Regions from separate parts of the Mus musculus genome. Here region 2 is linked to region 1. A link is a loop called in an ENCODE intact Hi-C map of the cell type or tissue named here. Cell type or tissue: heart. All regions are shown on one strand. Region 1 has its middle 27 kb from the start of 3632454L22Rik. Region 2 has its middle 29 kb from the start of Nxf7.

Region 1 (5,000 bases):
ACCCACTGCTCTGAGAGTATAGAAATGTCGGGGACTTGCCTGACCATTCATTCCCTGTAGTAATGGTAATCTGGTGATATATGGAGTAGTGGTTGGACCCCCTGGATGTTAGGCACGTCCATCCTAGGAGTCTCTTGGCTCTATATCATTTTGGAAGATCTGTGTGATTCACAAACTGTAATCGTGGTGGACAGACCTAGAGTCTCATTTAAATGAGGCTTCAAGATCCATGGAAGCCAAGAAGTCCTGTCAGGAAGGGCAATGGGAAATGGGAGACCTAGAAGGAATTGGGGGTAGAGGGTAGTGGAGGGGGCAGCACAGCTAGACTCTGAGCTATCTCTTTTGTAACCTAGGAATGCTCAGACTGCCCCCCCCCACGAATCAATAGTGCAGAGCATGGTATGGCTTGCTCCTGAGCATAGATCCACCAGAGATTCCTTAATCCCATCACTTGCTACAGACTGATTTTCACATTCCTCAGACATGATCTGCTGGCTCAGGCCTCTAACCAGAAAGGAGTTGAGGAAATGCACCGAGGACCCCATTTTGGACTTCTGAGTTCAGATCCTGCACAGGGATTTGGATTTGCACTCTCCAACTGTGCAGAACGATCTGAAGGTGTCTAGTGAGTGAGGGATGGATGCACAGAGCATTCTTAAAAGTAGCTAGGTGAGGCAGGGACGGTTTCCCTGGGTAACTGGTAGACCATGAGGCTTGGCACCAGCAGATGCTACCTGAGTCTTCTGCCCACAAGGAAGGGCTACTTCCCACATACAGCCCAGGCACAGTTGGCTTGATTCCTATGAGGGAAGAATGGGACAAGTGTGGGAAGGAGTCTCAGAGTTCCCACAGGTTGCAGATTCAATAAGAAGTTGTTTTGCTTCCCCCCAGAGCCCCAAGAACGACTCTTCTTGGCTAGGTCCAAATATGTTATCCTGATTCACATGCTGCAACTTCCTTCAGTGCTCATGGTCACTTCCCATGATACCTCTTGCATGGAGGTGCAAGTCTTTGTGTGTGTGTGTGTGTGTGTGTGTGTGTGTATTAGTACTTGAGCTCTAGTTATTTTTGTCTTCTTTTTTCTTTTTTGATTTTTTATTAGATATTTTCATCATTTACATTTCAAATGCTATTCCCAAAGCCCCCTATAACCTCCCCCGGCCCTGCTCCGCAACCCACCCACTCCCACTTCCTGGTCCTGGAAGAGTCCCAACTTTCGTGATCAGAGACTCCTGAGATGAAGCACAAAGTAGAGAAACTCACACCAATACCACCGTTCTGTTGCTGGGTACCCTTGGGATGCAAATTCAACCTCACTGAGTCATAGTTTCCCAGGACTGAAAGTCTCCCGGTTTCTTGAGCGAATGCATCGCCTGGTCAAAAGGAAAGGCAGAGCCAACACAGAACAGCGTCAGGACTGGGCAGATAAGCCAGTCTTCTGAGAAGGAGCCAATGAGATTGCGTATCAGACCCATCAGCTGCCGGTGGGTACCATCCACCGTACTCCATGTTAGTTTCTCAAAAATATTTGAAAATTTAAAACTCTTCTGCATATGGGTGTTTTCCCCTGGGTTTTAGACTGTGTTTAAAGTAGCAGGCCTGTTTTTCCTTCTGTGAAGCTGTTCACAGATCAGCCTTAGCCTAAGGCTTACAGAGCACTGCAGAAGGAGTGGAAAGAATGCGAGGGATGTGAAATGTTATCTTCAGGCTATCACACAGCCATTTTGAGCATGCTCTCACTCACAGCAGCTGTGGCGGTTGCCTTCACTGGTTAGGTACAAAGCTGGGCCTGCCAGCAGCAGAGAAGAGAATGAGGATCTGCTCTAGGGGGCTCTGCCCCTCGTGGGTGAACTTTGGCCAACTGAAAGATTCAAGGACTGGACACTTGTTGCTTGGGCTGTGTACCAGAAAATGCACGCTCGGGTATTAATGGACAGTGCCAAACCTCTGACCACACAGAGAGATCTGGTCAAAAACAGAGGTTTCGTCATGAAATAAAACAGACGTGAATGCATGAATGTGGGAAAGCGACCTGTAAGGAGGTGGGGGATAAAAGGGGCTGTGGAGACAAGAGAGACAAGAAGCTTCAGCTTCTCTGGAAAGCACTCCTGCCACAGGAGGCGTGGTCTGCAAAGGGGCTGGGCAAGACTGCCACAGGAGGCGTGGTCTGCAAAGGGGCTGGGCAAGACTTCCGCAGGAGGCGTGGTCTGCAAAGGGGCTGGGCAAGACTGCCACAGGAGGCATGGTCTGCAAAGGGGCTGGGCAAGACTTCCGCAGGAGGCGTGGTCTGCAAAGGGGCTGGGCAAGACTGCCACAGGAGGCATGGTCTGCAAAGGGGCTGGGCAAGACTTCCGCAGGAGGCGTGGTCTGCAAAGGGGCTGGGCAAGACTGCCACAGGAGGCATGGTCTGCAAAGGGGCTGGGCAAGACTGCCACAGGAGGTGGGGTCTGCAAAGGGGCAGAGCAAGACTGTCACTTGAGGCTTAGTCTGCAAAGGGGCTGGGCAAGACTGCCACAGGAGGCGGGGTCTGCAAAGGGGCGGAGCAAGACTTCTGCAGGAGGCGTGGTCTGCAAAGGGGCTGGGCAAGACTGCCACAGGAGGCGTGGTCTGCAAAGGGGCTGGGCAAGACTGCCACAGGAGGCGGGGTCTGCAAAGGGGCTGGGCAAGACTGCCACAGGAGGCGGGGTCTGCAAAGGGGCAGAGCAAGACTGTCACAGGAGGCTTAGTCTGCAAAGGGGCTGGGCAAGACTGCCACAGGAGGCGTGGTCTGCAAAGGGGCTGAGCAAGACTGCCACAGGAGGGGTGCTCTGCAAAGGGGCTGGCCAAGAACTGCAACTGGTCAGGCTACTCACACCACACACAGCACAGCCACCTCCCTAGAGCTTGCCCACAGCCAGGGAAAGTGGTTTCACTTACCACACTCATGGCAATTCTGGAGAACATTGGCAGCAAAGCCTTTTAGTCTCCATGACCCAGAACCCCCTAAGCCCTGCAGATAGCCCAACAATGACTGTCACTGAGGATCTGCAGGCCCACACTCAACAAAGTTCTTCCTCAGAGTCCATCTGCATGCTTGCCTCAGGCTGCCTGGACAAAGCAATGAAATTTAAAGGGAGCCAGGAGGAATCATTGTAGTGGGGACAGGTGGTGGCTTATTGGAGGGGCAAGTAAGGGAGTGGGAGGAGATGCTGAAGTTTTGAGGGAGCACTGTAGAAGAAGAGGTCGATGCAGTGGGCGGGGCTTGTGTAAGGTGGGGTCAGTGGCCTAGGCCAGTGCTGTGACCTTGAGGTCCTCTGGGTTCCCAGCTGGAGGCCGTTGTCCTACTATAAACAGGCAGTTAAAGGAACAGTGTGGGGACATCGGCATCAAGGATCTCAGGACAGTATGGAAGAAGGACATGTTTCCCTCGGGAAGCCTCTTCTCAGGTGGCATTGGGGGTGTAGCTCTCAGGATCCAGTGAGCCCCTTCTCAAGGCCTGGAAGGAGAGATGGCTCAGAGTTGAGCTCACAGCCGTTTCCTTCTGATGATGCATTGGGAAGGAGAGATTCAGTTCATCTTCAGGGAATCTAAGTATTTATACTTGCAGGGTCTGAGTCTAGTATTGTGTTAGGTGGGAGGGGTTAACAGTGTGCTGTAAGTCACTGGGAGAGAGTCTTTGTAGTCATTTGCCTGCAGAACACAGGGAAGAGGGAGGGTAGCCTCTCCTGTTTTCCCAGGCGTCCTAGGTGCAGGTTAAGACCAATGTACTGGGAAAACGAAATAGATATTTGAAGGTGAAGAATCGATCTGAACTTCCTGGTGTATCTCAAACAAATAGCGACAGGTTACAGATTGTACATAGCAAATGAAACTACACACTGACTTGATAATTTGTAATTGGGAGTCCCTTGTAAGCTGCCATTGGGGAAAGGTTTCTATATACGGCAGAAAAACCAGAACTCATAAAGGAAGCTGGTGGGAGTAATGATGGATGAATTTATATTCGTACACAGAAGTCTGAGAAAGTAGCAGAAGGAAATTGGAAAGCCAAGAGAGGCACCGGGCAAAGAGAGAATGTGTATTGTTCATATCATGATGTTTCTGACATACAACAAAGGGAGCTGTGTACAGGATGTAAATCTGATAGTGGAGAGGCAATGATGGAAGCCTATAACAGCAACACTTGAAAAACCAAGAAAGGCAGGAAGATCAAGAGCTTCTGGCTAGCTTGGATGACGGTGTGACCTTCTGTGAAAGGAAAGTGCTAGGCCAAAGGAACACACAAGGAGCCCAGTGTCAGCAAGAGAAACATGGAAAAGCAGGTGGCCTCTGAATGTGTCAAATAGACCAAGCCCAGTTTCTAGGAAGGCAAATGCATGTGTTCCAGCTGCTGAAATGTGGCATTCTTCCCTCAGTGTGGTCCCTTCTACCCCAAGTCTGCTCACTCTGCCTATCTTTGCAGAGGACTCTCCTCTCACTCATGCAGACAGCATATGGAATAATGGTCGAGCTCCCGTGGAAGACAGTATTCTGCTACAGGGAGTGTTCAAGATATAACCAAAGGGAAGTGTCCAAGAGGTAACCAAAGGGCAGAGTGTCCAAGAGGTAACCAAAGGGCATGTGTAATGTTCTTTGGCCATGTCCTCTAAAGTGTCTCTGAGGTAGAGATTTAATCCCAACACTTTGAAAACCGAGGCAGGGGGATCAAGACTTTACAGAAATGGGAAGAACAGGAGACCAAGAGTGTCTCCACTGGTGTCACTAGTGATAGTATAATGTCAGTGTCTCCATGCACCAGCTGATTTAACCAAGAGTCAGGCACACAATGTGTCACTGGATAGTCATAAAGCACCAGGAAGCTCGCTGTGTTCCTTTGTGTTGTGCCTAGGAGATAGTGAGGTTTCAGAATTCTCAGCAACCTACATATGAATATACTGTGTGACCTTGATCCAGCTATTCCACTCCTTGGCAGGCACATGTCCAAAAGATCCGACACCCTACCCCACGGATATTTGTTCAGC
Region 2 (5,000 bases), 480 kb after region 1:
GAAAGGGAGAGAAAGGGAGAGAAAGAAAGAAAGAAAGAAAGAAAGAAGGAAAGAGAGAGAGAAAGAAAAAGAGGAAGGGAGAGAGAAAGAAAGAAAGAAAGAAAGAAAGAAAGAAAGAAAGAAAGAAAGAAAGAGAAAGGAAGGAAAGGAGGGTGAAGGGAGGAAGTGGGAGGGAGGGGAAAAGAAGGAGGGAGAGGGAGAGGGAAGGGAGGGTGGGAGGGTGGGAGAGGCAGGGGAAGGGAGGAAAGGGAAGGGACAAAGGAAGGAAGAAAGAGAAGATGGAGCCGGGCGTGGTGGCGCACGCTTTTAATCCCAGCACTCAGGAGGCAGAGGCAGGCGAATTTCTGAGTTGAAGGCCAGCCTTGTCTACAGAGTGAGTTCCAGGAGAGCCAGGGCTATGCAGAGAAACCCTGTCTCGAGAGAAAAAAAAGAGAGAGAGAGAGAGAGAGAGACAAGATGGGAGATTTGGACAGGAGTGGTGGCAATGCCACTGAACAGGGTCTAAGAAGGGAGTAAAGACTGGATATGACCAAATACAATGTTTGAAATTCTCAAATAATAAAAGTATAAGGATAATTTCCCTTCAGTGTATACTTATATAAATTGGACATGGTGTTACATGCAAATAATCCCAATCCCAGCCCTCTGAAACCTAGGGCAAGAGGATTGTTTGTTGAAGCCATCTTGGGCTACATAATGGACTGCTGTCTTAGAATAAGGAAACTCACACTGATACACACACACACACACACACACACACACACCTAACATATGCATGCATACACACTTGCACCTAACATATGCATGCACACATATACCCGTAACATATGCATTCATACACACACACCTAACATATGTATGCACACACACATCTAACATATGCATGCACACACACACCTAACACACACACACCTAACACACACACACACACACACACACACAAACCTAACATATGCACTCACACACAGACACCCACACCTAATACACTATACGCATGCTTTCCTGGTAGTTTCTCTCTTCTCCACTTCCAGGACTGCAGTGGTGAACACAGTGCTCTATGACTTGTCCACCAGGCTTCTTGATTCCACCCCCAAGAATCTCTAATTTTCCTCCGTTCCTCCTCTGATGCAAATGGAGCGATTGGGAATACTCTTCACCTATTAAGTCCAGTAGCTCTTTCCTTTTCCTTTGTGGAGACAGATATACAGCTCCTGGCTTCTTGTGTGGAGAGAAACCACATCATCACAAGCCACCCACCAGCCTGTGTGATTCTTAGATTTGGAGTGTGAGCAGCAGCTCATAAAGAGACCTTGAGCATTCCAGTGAAATTCTCATTTTGTTCCTTTTAGGATACTGTATGTGTCTGCTGACAGTCTCCATCCAGTCATGCACTGTGGACATCTAACAGTTGGTTTTGTATCGAATCTATTGGTAGCTGTTTCTTCTCTGTGGTTTTCTTGGTTCCCACATCTCTAGCGTGTATCTGTTGACAGACAGGTCCCTTCCTTAGTATGTGTCACAGTTTACTCAATCTCTACATACAAACTTTTTCTGACTATAAGCAATGACTGCTACTCTGTCCCACACAGTTTGTTGAAGTGAGCCCAGGCTGCTGAATGGGCTTGGCTCTCCACAAGTCCAGTTTAAACCTGTTTAAACCTGGTTGGCATGTATATGTGGTGTCCTTTTCTCTGAGGGCTAGAGGTCTCTTCCTGCCCACCTTCTTGTTGAGTGCCCACAACTTCCAGAATGTATTTATACACTTTGCTGCCTGAGTGGGAGGCAATTCTCAGCACTGAGGGACATCAGGGGTGTTCTCTGGAGACCCCAAGATGGCTTCCATTACACAGACAGAGCTTGGAGGTCTCAATGCGTTGTGCATTTCTGTATCTCTACACTGTGCAGCCTCTCTCCTCTGATTCTCTGCCACCAAGGTATCCACCTACCCCAGTCTCCCCAAGGAACACAAGGGAGAGACCTCTTGGCTCCATCTGGTGGAATTGAAACTCTGGCAAACAGAAACAGTGGAGAATGTGTGGCTCTTTGGGATAATACTGTGCTTCCTGTCAGCTGCTGCCTGCCCTGCACTTCTTGGGTTTGTCCGTTGCTAACTGCTAGTTCTGCTGGGGATGGCCATTGCTTGTGACTGGCAGAATGTAAGTGTGTATTTTCTCTTTCACAACAGGTTGTGTTCTCTAGATCTGGCTCTGCTGCTTTGTACCTAGGTCTTTAAATTCTTTTAATTAAAGGAGAGTTGCACCATCCCCCACTCCTCTCTCCAACCCCTGTCCTGTCACCTCTGTTCCTCCTAAAAATTGATAGCCTCTTACCTGCTGTGTGTTCTTAGTGCTGTTGTGGGTGTAGCTTCCCTGACATGGATAGAAGGTCCAATCTTGCACCAGACCTTCCTGGTATCTTACACTTTCTGCCTTCTCTCCCACTATGGTCTCTGTGCCTAGCATATTAGGGTTGTGTTGTATGTGGATGTATCAGTTTGGCCTGGGCAACCAAAATAAGTTTTTCTCTGAGTTTGGAGCACTACAGATTTCAGCAATGGTCTCTGTGTGAAAGAAAAACAATTTACATTTTAATTTTTTTTAGGTTTTGTTTTATTTTATCTTTTTGTGTGCATGGGAGTTAGGCCTGGACCAAGGTCTCTGTACTCTGTGCATGGACATGCAGTTCCCTAACATGCCAGTAGAGGGAGGCAGACCCCTTGTTGCTGCAATCTCACAGAGATGTTTGCCAACATATTGGAGCTCAGGCATTGAATACAGGTCTTCTGGAAGAGCTGCAGTGCACTGAACTGCTGGGCCATGTCTTTGGCTGCCATCACCCGAAGAGAGGATATATTTAATGAGTAGCGATATCAGCACTTGTCTGTGGCTATAAGTATTTGGAAAGCAGTGAGGAATTACCCTGATTCAAGAAGAACCAAGAGAAACAGGAGAAAGTGCCTGTAGCATGTTCTCCTTTATGGGGCATAACCTCAAAGGACAAGAGTAGTTGGCTAGTAGCACATGTGATCTGTCTCCTATTGATCAAGCCGTCAGTCCAATTGCTGCTTTTCCCCATGATTTAAATGCCACTATTGCACATTTAGGAAAATGCTGTTTAAATGCCGCTATTGCACATTTAGGACAATGCTGGTCATTGTTAAGATTCATAGGCAACAATGCTGGGGTTATTGCTTTCTGCACGTGGCTACTTGCATAGCACCTTCTGATACTGTGTCAGCTAGACCCACAGGAGGATGCTTTTAGTCAGACCTAGCTTGAGTCCTCGCAGCCCTATGTCCAAAGTGCCAGGTGTCTTCAACAATATGGGCTTTTCTTAAATTCTGGGAGGCAAAAAAAGGGGAGTGATGATAAATCATATTGTCTGTGGCCGTCTCCTGGACTCCTCTGAGCAAAAACTCGAAAGGAGATTATTCATGCCTGGTACTGTGCATTTATTTTTCAGCAGTCTATGGCTCTTAGAGGAAGAATTTTATTTAAAAAATGAATGTTCATATGTACATGTAATGTTTTGTAAATATAAAATAATAAGTGCACTGTGGATATCTCAAGTGTCCTTATTGCTATTTATGTCTGCTCCCTCTTTAAGCTCACCCTATTTTTTTTTCAAGTTTCCTTTTCATATTGCATGTTCAGCACTATGGTCCTTTATGCTTTCATGGTTTCTATGGTAATCCAAGACATATACTCACATCCAAGGCTCTAGAGTTAGGAACCACAGACAATTGGGAACCTGTGGCATTCATGTTTCTAGGTCTGGGCTACCTCACCCAATGCCTTTCTTTTCTAGTTCAGACCATTTGGCTGCAGCGTTCATGATTTCATTTTTCTTTCCAGCTGAACAGTATTCAGTACTAGCAGGCAAGTACCTGTAACTTCCCCAACTCAGCCTGATCAGGATTGACTGTTAGCACTAGGAGAGCATGGGGGTGGAGCCTGCCACCCTATCCATCTGCCACTCCCCCTGCTACTACCTGCTGCCTAGCTGTTCCGGAGACAAATCGTGGTCACCTGCAACTGGACTCCAAGGATGATTTGGCAGGAATGGGCCCCTCCCCACTTCTTCATAACCCGGTGCTCCGAATAGTAAAATTGAGCTTTGATCAGGACATTTGTTGTCTTAGCTCCCTTCTTTCTCTCGTCCATCTAGTTCCCTTTCTTTCAGCTCCAGTCTGCCACTTCAGCCAAACCCCATTCCTCGAGAGCTGCTGGACGGCACGCAACAAGTACCAAATCATCATTGTCCGTGGATCTGCTGAAGGACATTAAGGGTGTTACCTTAATGCCTTAGATAGTGTGAATCAAGTGGTAAGGAATATGGCTGAACAAATATCCGTGGGGTAGGATGTTGGATCTTTTGGACATGTGCCTGCCAAGGAGTGGAATAGCTGGATCAAGGTCACACAGTATATTCATATGTAGGTTGCTGAGAATTCTGAAACCTCACTATCTCCTAGGCACAACACAAAGGAACACAGCGAGCTTCCTGGTGCTTTATGACTATCCAGTGACACATTGTGTGCCTGACTCTTGGTTAAATCAGCTGGTGCATGGAGACACTGACATTATACTATCACTAGTGACACCAGTGGAGACACTCTTGGTCTCCTGTTCTTCCCATTTCTGTAAAGTCTTGATCCCCCTGCCTCGGTTTTCAAAGTGTTGGGATTAAATCTCTACCTCAGGGAAACTTGAAAGGACATGGCCAAAGAACATTACACATGCCCTTTGGTTACCTCTTGGACACTCTGCCCTTTGGTTACCTCTTGGACACTTCCCTTTGGTTATATATTGAACACTCCCTGTAGCAGAATACTGTCTTCCACGGGAGCTCGACCATTATTCCATATGCTGTCTGCATGAGTGAGAGGAGAGTCCTCTGCAAAGATAGGCAGAGTGAGCAGACTTGGGGTAGAAGGGACCACACTGAGGGAAGAATGCCACATTTCAGCAGCTGGAACACATGCATTTGCCTTCCTAGAA

Evidence for each region. Peaks named below come from ENCODE experiments on the same cell type or tissue, not always from the same donor. Only the 100,000 strongest peaks of a DNase experiment are listed, where the experiment ranks them.
Region 2: a loop joins it to region 1, with 27 times the contacts of the local background. A loop is called at or near these places in 13 of 42 quality-filtered maps.

The regions. Positions count from the first base shown.
Region 1 is chrX:135,084,643-135,089,642 of GRCm38, forward strand. No RefSeq gene overlaps it. Among named protein-coding and RNA genes, the nearest start is that of 3632454L22Rik, 27 kb to the left of the region's middle. In heart, no CTCF peak of the experiment used is centred here; a DNase peak (open chromatin) is centred at 2,719.
Region 2 is chrX:135,566,965-135,571,964 of GRCm38, forward strand. No RefSeq gene overlaps it. Among named protein-coding and RNA genes, the nearest start is that of Nxf7, 29 kb to the right of the region's middle. In heart, a CTCF peak has its summit at 2,683 (motif pointing right); no DNase peak of the experiment used is centred here.